Regions from separate parts of the Homo sapiens genome. Here region 1 is linked to region 2. Evidence: chromatin loops called from intact Hi-C (ENCODE). Cell type or tissue: PC-3. All regions are shown on one strand. Each heading gives the region's core, and the rest is flanking DNA. Links, peaks and the distances in the headings are about the cores only. Region 1 overlaps MID1 (midline 1). Region 2 has its middle 97 kb from the start of CLCN4.

What was found. Peaks named below come from ENCODE experiments on the same cell type or tissue, not always from the same donor. Only the 100,000 strongest peaks of a DNase experiment are listed, where the experiment ranks them.
Region 1: a loop joins it to region 2, with 7 times the contacts of the local background. A loop is called at or near these places in 2 of 110 quality-filtered maps.

What each region holds. Positions count from the first base shown.
Region 1 is chrX:10,447,375-10,456,609 of GRCh38, reverse strand. MID1 (midline 1) reads left to right here. Exons shown (of 10, transcript NM_000381.4): 9 at 1,533-1,740; 10 at 6,894-9,235. The coding sequence ends at 7,242. Among named protein-coding and RNA genes, the nearest start is that of MID1, 170 kb to the left of the region's middle. RefSeq lists an enhancer at 6,472-7,671. In PC-3, for the core only: no CTCF peak of the experiment used is centred there; DNase peaks (open chromatin) are centred at 5,879 and 8,589; H3K4me3 peaks cover 411 bases; H3K27ac peaks cover 2,406 bases.
Region 2 is chrX:10,249,642-10,258,929 of GRCh38, reverse strand. No RefSeq gene overlaps it. Among named protein-coding and RNA genes, the nearest start is that of CLCN4, 97 kb to the right of the region's middle. In PC-3, for the core only: a CTCF peak has its summit at 3,998 (motif pointing left); a DNase peak (open chromatin) is centred at 3,999.

The DNA of each region.
Region 1 (9,235 bases), core at 1,236-9,235, 200 kb before region 2:
CTGCCTTGGCCTCTCAAAGTGCAGGCATTACAGGCATGAGCCACCAGCCCAGCCTAAGCTTTTCTTTGATATGTACAGAAATAGATTTCTAAAACAAAAGCCAGCTAACTATAGCTCAAGGGCCAAATCTGGCTGCCTGATTTTGTAAATAAAGTTTTATTAGCATATAGCCACACCCATTCATTTACCTATTGTCCTGTCCGTGGCTGCCCCCTCACTATAGCAGAAGAGTTGAATAGTCACAAAAGAGACCACATGGCCTGGCCTGCATAGCCAAAAATATTTACTGTCAGGCCCTTTGCAGAAAAAGTATGCTGGTCCGTGACCTAAAAAGAAAGGATTTTAGAGGTGCTGGTGTTGTGTTGTGTTTGTATCCAAAAGGCAACTGGAAATCCTTTGGCCTACCCACATGTGACAACACACACTGTCCTATACTCACTGGGTCAGTTTCTCGCCCAGCATCGTGTATTGCCACAGTTGAATTTACTAGACCTTTTCCTGTGATTGAGAGCTGTATACTGGGCAGAAGGAACCTGCCAACTGCAACAGTGACTGTGGAGTTTGGACACCATGGCATTTGTATCAGGTTGCAATGCATTTCCTGCCTTTAAACGCCTTGTACCCAATGCAGTGTTGAATGACAGGCAGTACTCCAAACCAATATTGAATTGTCAAAGAAGAAGTAACAACTATGACAAAATGTCCAGGTGTGACTCTGCCAAGATTTTTTTAATACTTAAATCTTTAAGACACAAATGTGAGTAATGAAATAGAGAAGGCCTTATTATATATAAATAATTTCATGAGTAGAAAACCCAGGCATTGCTATCACATTTTTTCCTAATTTTGTGGCCTGAAAATTGTATTCTCATCCTAAATTCCTAAGAGTAATGCTTTAATTTTTAATAATCTCAGAATAATATAAACCTCTAGAATATTCTATATGTTAAGACCCAAGATCTTGATTTGTTTGGTTTCTGGTCTGAAGTCTATTGAGCATGAATGCATCTTATGCTGGATAGAACACTGCAGTGGTTGAAAATGGAGTCTTCATTCATTCCTCCTTTTCAGGATGCTATCCAGCCAGTATGTACCTGTGCTGCTTGTATACACCTGGAATCCGTGAAGCTAGCTCACCCTATGTTTTCTGGCTAAGCCTTATCCATGCTGTTGTTGAATAGTTGGCATGCCACCACTGGATCCCTATCTTAGAACTGGTAGACTGAAAGCTTATGAAGACAGGAACATGTTCTTTTTCACTCTTACTGTGTACTGTACTATACACAGAGTTGCTGCTCTCTATTGTCTTTTGAATATTATGAAAACTTTGCAAGCAAATGTCTTTGAAAGTTGCTTATAATGTTTAAATTACTATTAAAATATAAGATACCACTTTGTGATAGGAGGCATGACTCAGGGAGGGCTGGCTTGTTCCTGTCTTTTAAACCTGATTTTGAAAATATGCTATTGGTTATGATAAAATAAACAATCCTCTTCCTCTTCCTTTTTCTGTTTTGTGAATTTGTTTTCAGGCCAACCATTTAAACTGGATCCCAAATCTGCTCATCGAAAACTGAAGGTGTCCCATGATAACTTGACAGTAGAACGTGATGAGTCATCATCCAAGAAGAGTCACACACCTGAACGCTTCACCAGCCAGGGGAGCTATGGAGTAGCTGGAAATGTGTTTATTGATAGTGGCCGGCATTATTGGGAAGTGGTCATAAGTGGAAGCACATGGTAAGCAACTTATTTCTATTGTCCTGCAGTTATAAAAAGGCACATCTCATTCTGTACTTAGAGAGTCAACCCATACTGTAATGCATCTTAAAGAATAAAATGCAGAAAAGTTGTATTAGTCAGCTCTTGCTAGGATAATACTGCATAACAAACACCCCCAAACTCAGCAGATTCAAACAACAACCATATATTACTAATACCCACACCTGTGGGTTCTCTGTTCAAGATTATAGAGCTCTGATCATTGGATGAGCTATACCATGTTAACACTGCTCTTTCATGCCATGAAACATGGGTTGGCAAACCACAGCCCATGAGCCAAACCTGGCCTGCTACCTGGTTTTGTAAATAAAGTTTTATGGGAATACAGCCAGGTCCATTTTTTTACATATAGTCCATGGCTGCCTTTCAGCCACAACAGCAGAATCGAGTAGTTAAGAGAGAATCATATGGTCTACGAAGCCAAAAATATTTACTTACTTTCTGGTCCTTTCCAGAAAAAGTTTGCCATTCCCTACTTTTAAACATCACTCTTCATCATTACACAAAACTAATTTCTGTTGCCTTGTATGTTTTATGGTTCTAGACTGGACCAATTAGTGCAAATAGCTAAGGGTTGAATGGTGGGGGTGAAGCAGTGATCATAGGCTGGGAATAATTTCAAAAGGCCTGTTAGATCCAGCCCAGTGACTTTAGCCCACTGAGTTCTCTAAGAATAAGGGCAAAGGTCAGGACACAATTACATTGGAATTAGTTAACCTCACAAAGTTAACCTTGCCTAATCCACAGCCACAACTGCACCCCTTTGACCGTCTGTCTCACAAATGCCTGCTTGCTATTGATCAAAAAGGGAGCTATTTTATTTTTATTTAACAAGCCCTCATATGGTACAAGTATGTGCCAGGCACTGGTCTAAGCATTTTACAGATGTCAACTCATTTATTCAGCCTTACAGCCCTACAAAGGTAGGTGCTAATATTATCCACTTTACTGATGAGGTGACTGAGGTATATGCTGAAGATCACAGGGTTACAAAGCTCACAGGTGGCAGAGTCAGTAAGTCTGCAGTCAAGGGTCAGGCTCTTAACCAGCAGTCCACAAACATTATCTGTAAAGGGCCAGAGATTCAATATTTCTGGTTTTGCATGCCAAATGATTTTTGTCACTAATACTCGACTCTTCTGTTGTAGTGGGAAAGCAGCCACAGACAACACCTACACAAATGGACATGGCTGCGTTCCAATAAAACTTCATTTATAAAAACAGGCAGAGGGCCAGAGTTGGCCCCTGGGTAGTAGTTTGCTGTTCCCCGCTCTTAACCACCATGGTATGCTGCTATTCACAAAAGGGTGGTATATTTTTGAAATGCTATAATTACTCTCTAGGGTTTATGACAGTGTACGTAATGAGTGATAGCTGAATCCTTGCTTTAAAAAATAAAATCAACATTCAAAATTGCATAGCCTGAAGATGGTGAGTATAACAGTGTTTCTTTCAATATAAGCATGATAAAACACTTATTTATATATAAAAAAACCTTTCAATTCAAACCTATGCAAATAATGTGACATGGCTGAGTCCTTTATATTGTAGGTAGAAATTAGCCAAAAATCTAAGAAGTGAATTGTAAGCTTCCCATCTCTCCCAATAATGGTACATACTATATTGGCTGAGCGAGTAGGTTTTCCTTTGTTGCTATCCTCATAATTCTCTTTGCCTAGAAGAGTTTTCTGTTCCAACATCCTGCCAGAGGATGGAGGACAAATCCTTCACCCCACTAGGCTCTGGGCTAGATTGGCATTTGCAATTTTTAGCTGCAGTGGGGCAAAATTAAAGCACAAAGGAAAACACAATGGATGCAGGTACAAAAAAAGCAAATGTTTCTAGTTAATTAATGTGCTGTATTAATCTGGGATAGAATCCAGGGTCTAAATGATTATTACTCTATTAATAATTAATTATGATAAATGAAACCTGATCATTATGATCTCATTGCCATTGATGAATAGTTTGCAAAATTCCATCAGACCACTTCAGTTATATAAACACACATCAGCATTACCTTGAAAACACCCTCCAGATGTCAAAACTAACTCATGAGGGGGAAAAGAAATTCTAAAATTAATTGCTACACAATTAATCTTTACAAACCTGACGGTGTCAATTTCAGAAAAATCTTCATGTAGAAAGTCACTTTACATTTCCTTGGGGGGTATTAGCAAGGAAGGGGCACCCCCTACGATTAAATGCCTGTGACATCTTGACTTGCAACAGCTAATGACATATTTGCTTATGAAATATAGTCCTGACTTTAAATTGATGTGTACATTATGATCTGTGCAATGGGGCACGTTAACATTGCTCCGAGAGACATAATTTTTATACTTTGAATTCTCCGTGTCTCACTGCGTAACTTAATGGAACATTACATTCTGCCTGCACATTTCAAGCTCAATGGAAATATGTACCTAGTTTCACAGATTAATGATACTATAATGGTATTTTCCTTTGCTTAATGGACTATACACTTAGTATTTTCTTACTCTCTAATGCTAATGTGCACTTGGTGTTTTATGAAATGGTGTTAACTAAATGAGTAATAACGGGTTCATGCAAAGATTATTAGACCAGAAGGGGTGGGGGCAGCATACAACTCTGGATTTTGCTCCCAATTTTAATCTTCTGTTTCTACTTGCTACATGTAGTCAGCCATACCTGCCACAGCTATTTCATAGGGTTCAGTTAAGGTTCAAATGGGAAATAAACATCAAAGTAATAAAAAATAAAAATGCTGTGCCACAACAAGAAGGAAACAATACAGATGTGGTGATTTTGTGATGCAGGTTCCAAATTGTCTGAAAAGCGGAAATAGTATTCACTGGGGTATACAGAACATTTTTGGGGGGTGGGAGATACTGACAATTGCAAAATGAAAACCTTTCCAAAATGTATGTATTAGTCTGTTTTCATGCTGCTGGTAAAGACATAACCAAGACCAGGCAATTTGCAAAAGAGGTTTATAATGGACTTACTTACTTACAGTTCTATGTGGCTGGGAAAGCCCACAATCATGGCAGAAGGCAAGGAGGAACAAGTCCCGTCTTACATGGATGGCAGCAGGCAAAAAGAGAGCTTGTGCAGGGAAACTCCCCCGTTTTAAAACCATCAGATCTCATGAGACTTATTCACTATCACGAGAACAACACTGAAAGGACCTGCCCCCATGATTCAATTTCCTTCCACCGGGTCCCTCCCACAACATGTGGGAATTCAAGATGAGATTTGGGTGGGGACACAGCCAAACCATATCAGTGTATCAAATAAACAGATGACATTTGAGACCCTCGATGCATGCCACAGAAGGGAGCCAGAAGCTTACAGGACCCTGGAAGGGCTGGGGCATGAAGTCAGGGAGTCTGCTGCTCTAGTTCATGGAGTCATGATGAGCTGTAGCTGCTGCAAAGTTGCCCACAGCACAAGGCAGGTGTACTCAGGCGCTCATCTAGAAGCTTCCACCAACCGCACGTCTACTGTCTGCCATCAGGAAAGCGTGTTTCCCCTCCTCTAAGCACTTCTGGATCTTGTGCAAAGGCATCACAATAGCAGAGCCTGACCCAGACTCCTACAGGAAAGGGGATTCTGGGAAATGCAACTTGGATTCTCCTCATAAGCAGGAGAGGATGGACGGGAGGGAAGAGAGGATGCAACATTGATGACAGACAGGCCTGCACACTGGGCTTGGCAGATTATCAATTCCATCCTTCTTTTGGATTTAGTGATGGCATGTTGTGTTAATTTTCTTTTTAAACAAACACACCACTCTTAAAGTGATTGTATTTTAAGTCCAGTGTGATTTTTTTTAAAGAATGTCATTTTATTAAAGACCCATGAAATTTTTCTCTCTGCATTGGGTAAGGTACCATATGTTAATATCCAATTAGACTGGTTTCTGCTATAACATATTAAAAGTTCAACTGTGAGTCATTTACTCTTTATAAAGAGTGATGGGTTTTGTTTATCTTAATAACTGAAATACGATGAATATTACAGAGGCATGACTCAGAGGGGTAAAAAGAGATTAAGATGCTTAGAACATTGTAGAAAGCATTCTTTGGATTTTTTTGAGCAGCAAGAGAACATTTAGAATAACCAGAAGATCCGTCTGCTCAAACACGTTCAGAATTTTTTTTCCAGTATAATCAGAAAGGCTCTTGGCAGTGATGAACTGCACAATTTCTGGTTACGGATGGCATTGTAGAATGTAGTTCGTGTTTGTGGGTTTTGAGTCATCCTGAGTTCAAATTCTGATTCTGGTACTTATTGTTAATATGTGCCATCAGGCAATAATAATAAAATAAATAGCAGTTACTGAATATTACATGCCAGGTCCTGTGCCTGGGACTTAACATGTATTCTCTCCTTTACTCCTTAAAATAACACTGTATATTTCTCAATATACATGAGAAAATTGGGGCTGAGTAATGACAAAGGATTTATCCCTGCAAATGGGAATCATCTTCTGTGCTTGCCCTTGGCAAAGTGCATTCAGAATCAGAAAATGACAGACATGGTGTTAAATGAAAAATTATAAGAAGGTCAAAAGGAGAAGTCTAGGGTTGTGCTGTCCAGTATGGTAGCTATGAGCCACAGGCAGCTATTTAAATCATTTAACTTAATGAAAATTAAATAAATTTAAAGTTCAGTTCCTCAGTCTCACCAGCCGCAGCTAAAGTGCCCAGTAGCCATATGTGGCTTGTGGTTACCATATCGAGGAGAGCAGAACATTTCAGTCATTGAAGAAAGTTCTTTTGGTCAGCACTGGTCTAGCGAATTCATTGTGTAGATTTTTATAAGAGTGAAAAAAAGCAGCAAAACTCAAAGTTCAAATTCTCCGTAGTGTTTGAGCTGAAAACAGAAATGTGGGTAAATACGACGCTTCTTTCCACCCACTACTTTCCACCCACTTTCCATGTTTGGGAGGGAAGGAGATGAGGAACACAGATGTTGGGGTTCTTGCCAAGCTTTCACTTAAAGAAAATGAACAGGGACAACAAATGATCATGTTTTTATAACCCCTGAGGACCACAGAACGGATTTAACGTGCATGTGCAACATGGCTCATTGTTTTTGTTGTTGCTGTTTTGTTTCCGCAGGTATGCCATTGGTCTTGCTTACAAATCAGCCCCGAAGCATGAATGGATTGGGAAGAACTCTGCTTCCTGGGCGCTCTGCCGCTGCAACAATAACTGGGTGGTGAGACACAATAGCAAGGAAATCCCCATTGAGCCTGCCCCCCACCTCCGGCGCGTGGGCATCCTGCTGGACTATGATAACGGCTCTATCGCCTTTTATGATGCTTTGAACTCCATCCACCTCTACACCTTCGACGTCGCATTTGCGCAGCCTGTTTGCCCCACCTTCACCGTGTGGAACAAGTGTCTGACGATTATCACTGGGCTCCCTATCCCAGACCATTTGGACTGCACAGAGCAGCTGCCGTGAGCGTCTGGCCACATGGAGCTGCTTTCTGGGGAACAGTAAGGTTCAGGCCACTATTTAGGGGACTGAGAAAGCACAGGCTTCATGAGTGTAATGAAATCTCACCAGAAGTGTCCCGAAATCGGCTCAGATAGGGCTCAAAACAAGAGATTCCTCTCCTTTTACTGTGTCTTGTATTAAGTACGGGCTTTAATAATTTCTTTAATTTTTTTGTATTTAGAGGAAAATCTATAGATTATTTATAAGAGAAACATAATCAGGATTACAACTTTTAGGAATTACTTGGTTTTGCACATTAAGAGGCCCATAAGTTTATCAGCTATTTACAACCTTCATTTCATCACAATCTGTGGGCTTACAAAAAAACAAAAACTTTTGTAGTTTTGTATGTTACTCATCTTCTTACCTGATATCCCATGATGATCCCATGGTAGGTCTTCTCACCTCGATGGTGCATAACAGGATGTGTTTGAACCTAGTAGGGGAGGAAACAGGCTTTCTTACTCTGGTTTAATTTGAAGTGTTTTAATTGTGATGTCAAAAAGTTGTATCAGATCAACTAAAATGGAGAGCAAGACAGAGAATGAAAAGAGTTGATTTTGGACCTCGGACCTTGCCGTGGCTAAATCTTTACCTTCTCATAGCTGATGGGATAATGTTGGAAAGAAAGGTTCTGAATCCTTTGGCCACATTTTGCCCTGCTTCTCTCAGGGTTAAGGGTTCTGGAAGAACATTAAGAATGAGATTGCAATTGAAAATAGTCATTTTGAATCCTATTGATTATTCAAAAATTCAGGCTGATTTGTCTTTTATCAGAGGTAGGATTCTGTTTTATAGTATAGAATCTACTTTATCCTTCCTTTTAATAGTTCCTTTAGACCTGTGAAATTTCTTCACTACATTTAATAGTTCTCCTATTTCCCGCTCCCCCATATCAATTTTCCTTTTGTCTCCGGGGCTGAGTAAATAAACATGTTCTGTCACAAATAGCAGCACCACTTTGGATTGATTTTGCTCTCCAGGACATCAGCACATGGCCCTGATCAGCACTACCACATCCAAACATAAGTCACTGAAAAACACTTAATATTTATGAGTTGGTAATGACAAGGGACATTGTATAAAGTACTATTTGCTAGATTCATGCCTCAAAAGTTATTATAAACAGACCTTTATTAAACACATCTTGAAAGATGTAGAAGTCCCTCTATAGTCTAGTATAGTTTACAATAGAGTTGTAAGACCAAAAAAAAAAAAAAAAAATTCAAACTCGTTATTCAGGAACCTGCTTATAAAATGTCAGCTGGGATTCTTTGCATGCCAATCTGATGCGTTGGAATGGTCCATGAATTAAGGCTTTCTTGAGCAGTTCTTGGCCCAGAACTCTGGCATTGGTTCTAGTTTGATGAAGGGCATGACCTCTATAAATGGTTTCAATTGCTAAAATATTTACCTGGGATACTGGGTCAGCCATTTTGACTGAGCAGACTAGTGGATTTAGACATTGTTTTTAGTTATTTTGTTTTTAACCAAATCAACCAACTGCCTCCCTGAAATAAGTCAATGAACTCATTGTTTCAGCATCACGTGGCCAAAGGTCATGTGATTGCAAATCTGGATTTCAAGGGAGGCCAAGCCAGCTTCCTGGGTCCTTCCATCCTCTTCCCTAGCAGACACTCTCCTTTTTCTTAACAGATAGATTCTATATATTTACTATATTATTTATACCCAGATGAATATTTTGATAGATACCTAAGACAATTTCACATCTAAAAGATGGACGCCTCAATGGAAAAAAAACAATCTTTCTCTGGAAACCTTATAGGTTTTTCTTTTTATTACAATATAAAAGCAATGTGTGTTTGCCTTCTCTGAGTAAACTGAAAGGGTTGTCTCAGTAATTTTTACATACATTTTGGGTAACTGGATAATGGATATTTTAATGCACTTTGTACACTAACAGGTTCTAAATAAAAGGGTCTAAAACTCAGCTTCT
Region 2 (9,288 bases), core at 437-8,436:
CTCTAGAGTAAAGATTACCCTTAGAGGAGTCTCACATTGGGCAGAAATGGCTAGAGCCTTTATTGTCTTGTTCAGTCCTTGGCCAGCGACTGCTCTAAGAAGTGCATGTCCTTGGCTCTAAAGCTAATAGAGCGAATGAAATACACTCCTCAAAGCTTAGCAGCAAGATTTTTTCTTGAAGCTTGAGAAAGGATCTAAGCATCATATCTTCACATCTGCCGTGACCAGCCACCCTTCCACTGGGAAGTAGCTCCACTCTCAAATTCATGTAATTCTAACAGGGCAAGGAGTTAAGACCCCCTTTCTTTCCCACAGACTGAGCACATACCCCAGGATAGGTCAATCCAAATCAATTTTGAACATTAGGCATGGGGTGGCCAAGGTCTCTTTCTCTGCAGTAACTCTAAGGACCATATAACTTGGAGCTTCTTGGGGATGTCTTGTCACCATGTGGATATACCTTTCTAAGAATCAGGCTGAGGCAAGCAGAATCAAGAGATGGAACAAGAGACAAGAAAATAGAGACCTGCTGGTTACGGATAAGACACCTATGGGCCACTTCAAATCCTCTTGGCCTCTGCCCTGACTCCACCAACTGCTACTGACACCAGTTCCATGTAGGCTTTGACCAGCCTCATGCAGGTGCAACCTGACAATGTTTTCCACCCTGAGACTCCTCTGAGACTGCAATGAGTTCATTTTCTACTCTGTAGCTTCTCTCTCATAAGACACCTGTTGAACTGGCTCAGCACTCACCTGTGCAACCCATCCATATGAGGGGTGCCAATACCCAGGGGGCCACACTTGATGAATGAGGGACAGAGCTGATGAATAAATGCTTCCCCCTTTGTCACCAAGAAGGGCAGTCCTGAGATGGGTTCTATAAGGCTCTCCTGAAGATCCCATATGGCGTTGAGCTCCAGTTTCCCATGGTGCCAGCCAACTCATTTTTGCATCCTTCTCTTAGGTCTCTTGCATTCCCTTTCCCGTGCTGCTCCCAAATAAACTACCCTCACACGAGCCTTTGTCTCAGCCTCCTTGATGGGGGAACCCAGTCTATGACAGCACTGTTTGAATACCTGGATCCAGCTGTTCTTCAAACTACTTCTTTGGACTTCCCAGTTCCTTGAGCCAACAAAGTTATAAAGTTTTTTTTTCCTTTGGTGTGTGTGTGGGGGGAGGGGTGGTTTGGAGTGTGTGTGTGTGTGTGTTTAAGCTAATTTAAGTCTTTGTGATTTGCAACCAAAAAAGAACTTATCAACACAACTCCATTTTCCTCTTCTAAGTCACCATCATACCTCCATGACGGTCCACCACCACTTCTACCTTTCCAACATCCCTCTACCCTCCCAGTTAGCTCTAGTAAGATGAAGTATCATAATTGACTCCTCCTCATCCATCTCATCCCACAGGTATGGGGATGCCAAATCTCCCTGGAGATGCCAAATCGCCTCCAGATATGAAATCTTTCAACCTTTCGGTGGCTTTGAATCTAAAGTGTGTCTCTTGTAAATGGCACACTGAGTTTGAAGTGCCTGAGGGATCTTCAGCTGCATCCAAACAGGAAGTTAAAGAAGCCAATCTGGAGTTCTGGAGATAGACCAAGGTCAGAGACTGGGGAGGGATGGTCAAAACCAAGACCCTGGCTAAGGTAGCAGACAGAGCTTGTACAGATGAGAAGGCCAAGGCTGGAGCCCTGCAAGCCCATATTTATGGGTAGGAGGAGGGCAATGCTCATTGTCACTTACCTCAAAATTACGGGCATGTCATATAGGCCCAGAAGAAACCTCAGCAGCAAAATAGCAGGTGCCACAGAAGGTGGAAAAGGATTCAGGAGGTAGCAGGACCCACACTGAGTGCTCCTTTCCTCACACAGGGACCCCCATCTGTCTGGGCATTGGCAAGAATCTGGATCTGGAGGTACAAGTGAGCCATTTCAGCATCTTCAGCCACAAGATAGGCATGCATCTTCCCTCTGAGATAGCTCTTTTGTCAGTGCCAATCAGATCACTAAAGGCTATTTTTGACTGAGGCAGGAACATGGTTTCGGAGCCTAAAACTCATTTTCTGCCCTCTCCTAGACTCAAATCTCTCATTTGTTATCCTAGATTTTCCATTTCTTCATTAAAAATATCCGTTTCTGGTGGCTATTGATTACTTCCATGGCAGAGTGACAGACCTGAAATCTATTTCATTTGGAATTTGCACACAATGAAGGACTCTGGAAATGTCTTCAGCTCAAATTGCATCAGGAGGGATTTCCAAAGGGAGAGGGCAAGAGCTGACGTCCCACAAACCTGGTCTAACTTGGCTTCAAGAGGATTAGTAAGTGTGCATCCCAAGGAGGATACAGTGTGAGGTTAGCTGAATAGAAGGGGAGGTGACAGCTGATTTTTGAGAAGGCATTTTGATGAAGTTTCTAAGCAAGGAAAAAATACTTGCTGACAGACAGCAGTCAATACTGTGATAGCAGACAATTTTCTGGGGCTTTGACTAGGAAAGCATTTTGTCTTAAGCAAAGCATCCATATTGCAAATGCCAGACAGTTAGCATAGGCAGCACACAGTCACGACATTTGAAACTTTGGATGTTGGAGTTCACTGCTCTTCTAATTCTTTCTAAACATACTGCTTCTAATATTTGTCTTTGAAGATTATATCATAAAAGACAAGACAAATTCATTGGTCACTGTTCCCAAAACATTAGTTTGCCAAAACTGAACTATGTATCACAAGAATAAATAGAATCGGATCCCTGGTGCTTGCATTTTGCAGGACTGTGTACTCCAGTAAGATGGTTGGGGGTGTGGAGGAGTAGAGGAGCTAAACTTCAAGATGCAAAGGGCAAAAACATTCGTTTCAGCTCCCTGATCCTGGATATCTCTTTGGTCCGCATGTTAATTTGCAAAGAGAAGCTTGGCAGTGCCCATTTTTCTAAGCCTTGACGTATTAATCGGTAAATTAAAAAAAAAAAAAACCTATGGACTAGCTTAGCACAGAGGTGTCAAATGGTTCTTACTGCTTTCAACATCATTTCAACTCATTTGCAACATTTGCAAATGAGTTATACACAGTTTCTCAAGCTGAAAAGGACTAATTGAGTATCTGCCATACAATCAAACCAGAGGCTGGCAAATTATGGCCCGTGGGCCAAATCCATCCCACCACCTGGGTTTGTGTGGCCCACAGACCTTGCTGGAGCAAGCTGCCACTGTTAGTGGGGAGACCAGCCAGAGCATCACCCTCTGCCCCCTATTTCCCCCTCTGTTCCCACAACCTGCCTCCCAGGCCAGTGGCACTGATCAGGGCCCACACTGGACACCGCCTACACAGTGAGGTCTCTGCTGTGGGCGACTGCTGGGCTTCAAGCAGTCCAGGACCCTTCAGTCAACTGCCCAAGTTCAGATGGCCCAGTTCTCCAAAAGGAGAGAAGGGTGCACCAGAATGTCACCAGGGCAGAGAGCGAAACAGATCATGGTAGCGATCCTTCCCCAGATCCAGGCCCTCCCCCTTCCTCCCAGAGCCTATGGTTCAGATTCAAAGGGCGGTCACTTTTCCCCTAGAGAAAGTCTGCAGTAGATGGCACCTGGGCAGAAAGCTGCCTGCCATCCAGGACCAGCCACCCTAATCAAATGGGGCAGGGAGCCACAGGACTTCTCTCTCGTTATCTCAGAATTCACATGGTATTCTCAGTTTTGCCTTTTGGCCTGCAAAACCCGAAATATTTACTATCTGGCTCTTTGCAGGAAAAGTTCAGGACCCCTGGTATAAATTCCCATAAAACACTGGATCCAAATAGAGTAATCATTAAGGTGAGGAGGAGGCTGGAGAAGGAGAAAGCCCTGAGGGCCTATGTTGGGAAATCAGAGGTTCGTAACATGCATTTAAGAGAAAGATGCAAACTATAGATTTACATAACTGAATCCACAAACTTCTGCAAGTTGCATTCATTTCTTACCTGTTGTGTCATCTGCACACCAGGCTTGGTTATGTGGGGTATTTGAATGCCACCTACTGGGCACAAATGGCCTCCAATCATTGGAAATGATTGTTCACACTTGAAAAAAAAAAGGAGGTAATAGCTGGCATCTGACTGCATTGCCCGCACTGGGTCACACTGCACACCACAGCTGGCTGAAGGGCTTGAAGTACAGGGAAAGGTATTCTCTGTGGCAATCAAATTTCTCACTCGAGCAGAGTTTCTCAGCCTCTTTGTGAGAGGGCTGTCCTGTGCTGTCAGATGTATCTCAGCCTCCCTGGCCTCTACTCATGTAGCAGACTGAATAGCGTCCTCTGAAAAGATACGTCCAAGACCTAAACCCCAGTACCTGTGAATGTAACCTTATTTGGAAATAGCATGTCTTTGCAGACGTCATCAAGTTAAGGACCTCAGGATGAGATTATGCTGGATTTAGGGTGGGTCCTAAATCCAATGACAGGTGTCCATGTGAGAGAAATGAGAGGATGATTTGAGATGCAAAGACACAGAGGGGAAGGCCGTGTGAAGTCAGAGACAGAGACTGGAGTGCTGCTGCTATAAGCCATGGAATGTCAATGACCGCGAGTGACCAGCCAGACCTAGGAGAGAGGCACAGAAAGGATTCTCCCTCAGAGTCTCCAGAAGGGACCAACCCTGCTGATATCTTCTTTTCAGATTTCTGGCCTCCAGAATTGTGAGATAATAAATTTCTGTTATTTTAAGCCACCAAGTTTGTGGTAGTTTGATACATACAACATCAGGAAACGAATACAACCTACTAGATACCAGTCGCGTCCTACCCCAGTTGTGACAATCAAAAATGTCTCCAGATATTGCCAAATGTCCCCCGAGGAACAAAATCGCTCCTGATTGAGAACCACTGTGTGAGCACTATGCCCTCCAATCTGAAAGGAAGGAATTCTGGAGCTCTGTGAAGGCTGCCCAGCCATCCTACAAATTGAACAGTAGGTGAATACCATTGACGTGTGAGGCAAATGGGAAATGCAACCAAACTGAGGGAGATGAAATGCAGAAACGACTAGGAACTTTCTTTTTTGTTGATGCAGACATTTTGTTGACACAGACATTCTCTGTAAACCACCACTAGACACAGCAGGAACCCTTTTTAATCCATTTTGATCACAAAACATTAAGAGAATGATTGTCTTCACTTTTTTGTGAGGTAGGAGGTGAGACCAATGTCCTAGAAATAGAAACTAGTGACCATCACACGCACTGGGAGTCCCTCCTGTCACACAAGCGTGTGCCACGGAGAAAGTGCAACAAAGGCATTGCTTCTGCCTCCTGACTCTTGGCCTCTTCCACTACCAGTTAAAGCAAGATGTTAACTTTACCTCTGTTTCTGGAAGTGAACTTGGGCCACTTCCAAAAAGAGTGTAGCAGTGCTGTTGCTGGGTAGAAGTGTGAGCTTGAGAATCAGGCTGCCTGGCTTCAGAGCAGAGCTCTGCCTTGCACTAGCTGTGTGAGCATGCTCAAGCCACAAAACCTTTCCAGCCCTCATGTTCTCATCTGTAAAATGGGGGTAGCCATGGTGTGCTCAGCTTAGAGTGAGTATTCAAAATGTAATGAACATCAAACAGGCTCAGCCTAGAGTTTGACTGGCATAGTAAAGTGTTCAGGAAATATTTGCTCTTATTACCCAGAATGAAGAACATTCATGAATTAGCCAACCAATCTAGTGAGAACATTAAAGATTTATGCTTTGAAGGCACTACCAGAGGAGCAGAGCTACAAAACCTTTGGATTCCAAGTGCCCCAAAATGGAGCATGTTTGGGCATTGAATTTTTGATTATTTGGATAAAGGATTATCCACACAAAAAAATAGTGTGGGTAATCAAAAGCAGAAGTTAATCCAGAAATAACTGAACTACAGTCAGCAAATGCCATCAACACAGATCTCACTCCCAGCAATAGATAACCTACCTACATGCGAGGTCAGGGTCTCTGCCCTGAGAGGCCGCCAGCAGATTCATGACAGAAAGCCTCAGAGAGTAGCCAACTCTGACCTTGATTTGGTTACAGTAGTCCACAAAGCTGATTTCTGAAAGCAAAAAGGACAGCTAAACATCACAATGACATTGGATCTCCAAAACACAAGTCAAAAATATGTAATTTTTAAAAATGTGAATAGTGGTTGTATTAGTTTCGTATCACTGCTGTAACAAATTACCACAAATTTAGCGGCTTAAAACATCAAAGATTTATTATCTCATAGTTCCAGAAGGCAGAAGTCTGAATGGATCTTATGAGTTAAAAACAAAGGTGTTTTTGAAAAGATCAACAAAACTGATAGGCCACTAGCAAGACTAATAAAGAAGAAAAGAGAGAAGAATCAAATAGACACAATTAAAAATGATAAAGGGGATATCACCACTGATGCCACAGAAATACAAACTACCATCAGAGAATACTATAAACACCTCTATGCAAATAAACTAGAAAACCTAGAAGAAATGGATAAATTCCTCGACACATACATCCTCCCAAGACTAAACCAGGAAGAAGTTGAATCTCTGAATAGACCAATAACAGGCTCTGAAATTGAGGCAATAATTAATAGCTTACCAACCAAAAGAAGTCCAGGACCAGATGGATTCACAGCCGAATTCTACCAGACGTACAAAGAGGAGCTGGTACCATTCCCTCTGAAACTATTCCAATCAACAGAAAAAGAGGGAATCCTCCCTAACTCATTTTATGAGGCCAGCATCATCCTGATACCAAAGCCTGGCAGAGACACAACAAAAAAAGAGAATTTTAGACCAATATCCTTGATGAACATCGATGCAAAAATCCTCAATAAAATACTGGCAAACCGAATCCAGCAGCACATCAAAAAGCTTATCCACTATGATCAAGTGGGCTTCATCCCTGGGATGCAAGGCTGGTTCAACAAACGCAAATCAATAAATGTAATCCAGCATATAAACAGAACCAATGACAAAAACCACATGATTATCTCAATAGATGCAGAAAAGGCCTTTGACAAAATTCAACAACCCTTCATGCTAAAAACTCTCAATAAATTAGGTATTGATGGGACGTATCTCAAAGTAATAAGAGCTATCTATGACAAACCCACAGCCAATATCATACTGAATGGGCAGAAACTGGAAGCATTCCCTTTGAAAACTGACACAAGACAGGGATGCCCTCTCTCACCACTCCTATTCAACATAGTGTTGGAAGTTCTGGCCAGGGCAGTCAGGCAGGAGAAGGAAATAGAGGGTATTCAATTAGGAAAAGAGGAAGTCAAATTGTCCCTGTTTGCAGATGACATGATTGTATATCTAGAAAACCCCATCGTCTCAGCCCAAAATCTCCTCAAGCTGATAAGCAACTTCAGCAAAGTGTCAGGATACAAAATCAACATACAAAAATCACAAGCATTCTTATACACCAATAACAGACAAACAGAGAGCCAAATCATGAGTGAACTCCCATTCACAACTGCTTCAAAGAAAATAAAATACCTAGGAATCCAACTTACAAGGGATGTGAAGGACCTCTTCAAGGAGAACTACAAACCACTGCTCAATGAAATAAAAGAGGATACAAACAAATGGAAGAACATTCCATGCTCGTGGGTAGGAAGAATCAATATCATGAAAATGGCCATACTGCCCAAGGTAATTTGTAGATTCAATGCCATCCCCATCAAGCTACCAATGCCTTTCTTCACAGAATTGGAAACAACTACTTTAAAGTTCATATGGAACCAAAAAAGAGCCCGCAAGTCAATCCTAAGCCAAAAGAACAAAGCTGGAGGCATCACACTACCTGACTTCAAACTATACTACAAGGCTACAGTAACCAAAACAGCATGGTACTGGTACCAAAACAGAGATATAGACCAATGGAACAGAACAGAGCCCTCAGAAATAATGCCACATATCTACAACTATCTGATCTTTGACAAACCTGAGAAAAACAAGCAATGGGGAAAGGATTCCCTATTTAATAAATAGTGCTGGGAAAACTGGCTAGCCATATGGAGAAAGCTGAAACTGGATCCCTTCCTTACACCTTATACAAAAATTAATTCAAGATGGATTAAAGACTTAAATGTTAGACCTAAAACCATAAAAACCCTAGAAGAAAACCTAGGCAATACTATTCAGGACATAGGCATGGGCAAGGACTTCATGTCTAAAACACCAAAAGCAATGGCAACAAAAGCCAAAATTGACAAATGGGATCTAATTAAACTAAAGAGCTTCTGCACAGCAAAAGAAACTACCATCAGAGTGAACAGGCAACCTACAAAATGGGAGAAAATTTTCGCAACCTAGTCATCTGACAAAGGGCTAATATCCAGAATGTACAATGAACTCAAACAAATTTACAAGAAAAAAACAAACAACCCCATCAAAAACTGGGCGAAGGACATGAACAGACACTTCTCAAAAGAAGATATTTATGCAGCCAAAAAACACATGAAAAAATGCTCATCATCACTAGCCATCAGAGAAATGCAAATCAAAACGACAATGAGATACCATCTCACACCAGTTAGAATGGCGATCATTAAAAAGTCAGGAAACAACAGGTGCTGGAGAGGATGTGGAGAAATAGGAACACTTTTACACTGTTGGTGGGACTGTAAACTAGTTCAACCATTGTGGAAGTCAGTGTGGCGATTCCTCAGGGATCTAGAACTAGAAATACCATTTGACCCAGCCATCCCATTACTGGGTATATACCCAAATGACTATAAATCATGCTGCTATAAAGACACATGCACCCGTATGTTTATTGCGGCATTATTCACAATAGCAAAGACTTGGAACCAACCCAAATGTCCAACAATGATAGACTGGATTAAGAAAATGTGGCACATATACACCATGGAATACTATGCAGCCATAAAAAATGATGAGTTCATGTCCTTTGTAGGGACATGGATGAAACTGGAAACCATCATTCTCAGCAAACTATCACAAGGACAAAAAACCAAACACTGCATGTTCTCACTCATAGGTGGGAATTGAACAATGAGAACACATGGACACAGGAAGGGGAACATCACACACCGGGGACTGTTGTGGGGTGGGGGGAGGGGGAGGGATAGCATTAGGAGATATACCTAATGCTAAATGACGAGTTAATGGGTGCAGCACACCAGCATGGCACACGTATACATATGTAACAAACCTGCACGTTGTGCACATGTACCCTAAAAGTATAATAATAATAAAATTTAAAAAAAATTTTTTCAAAAAAAAAAAAAACCAAGGTGTTGGTACAACTGCATTCTCTCTTGGGACTTTAGAGGAGAAATCTGTTCC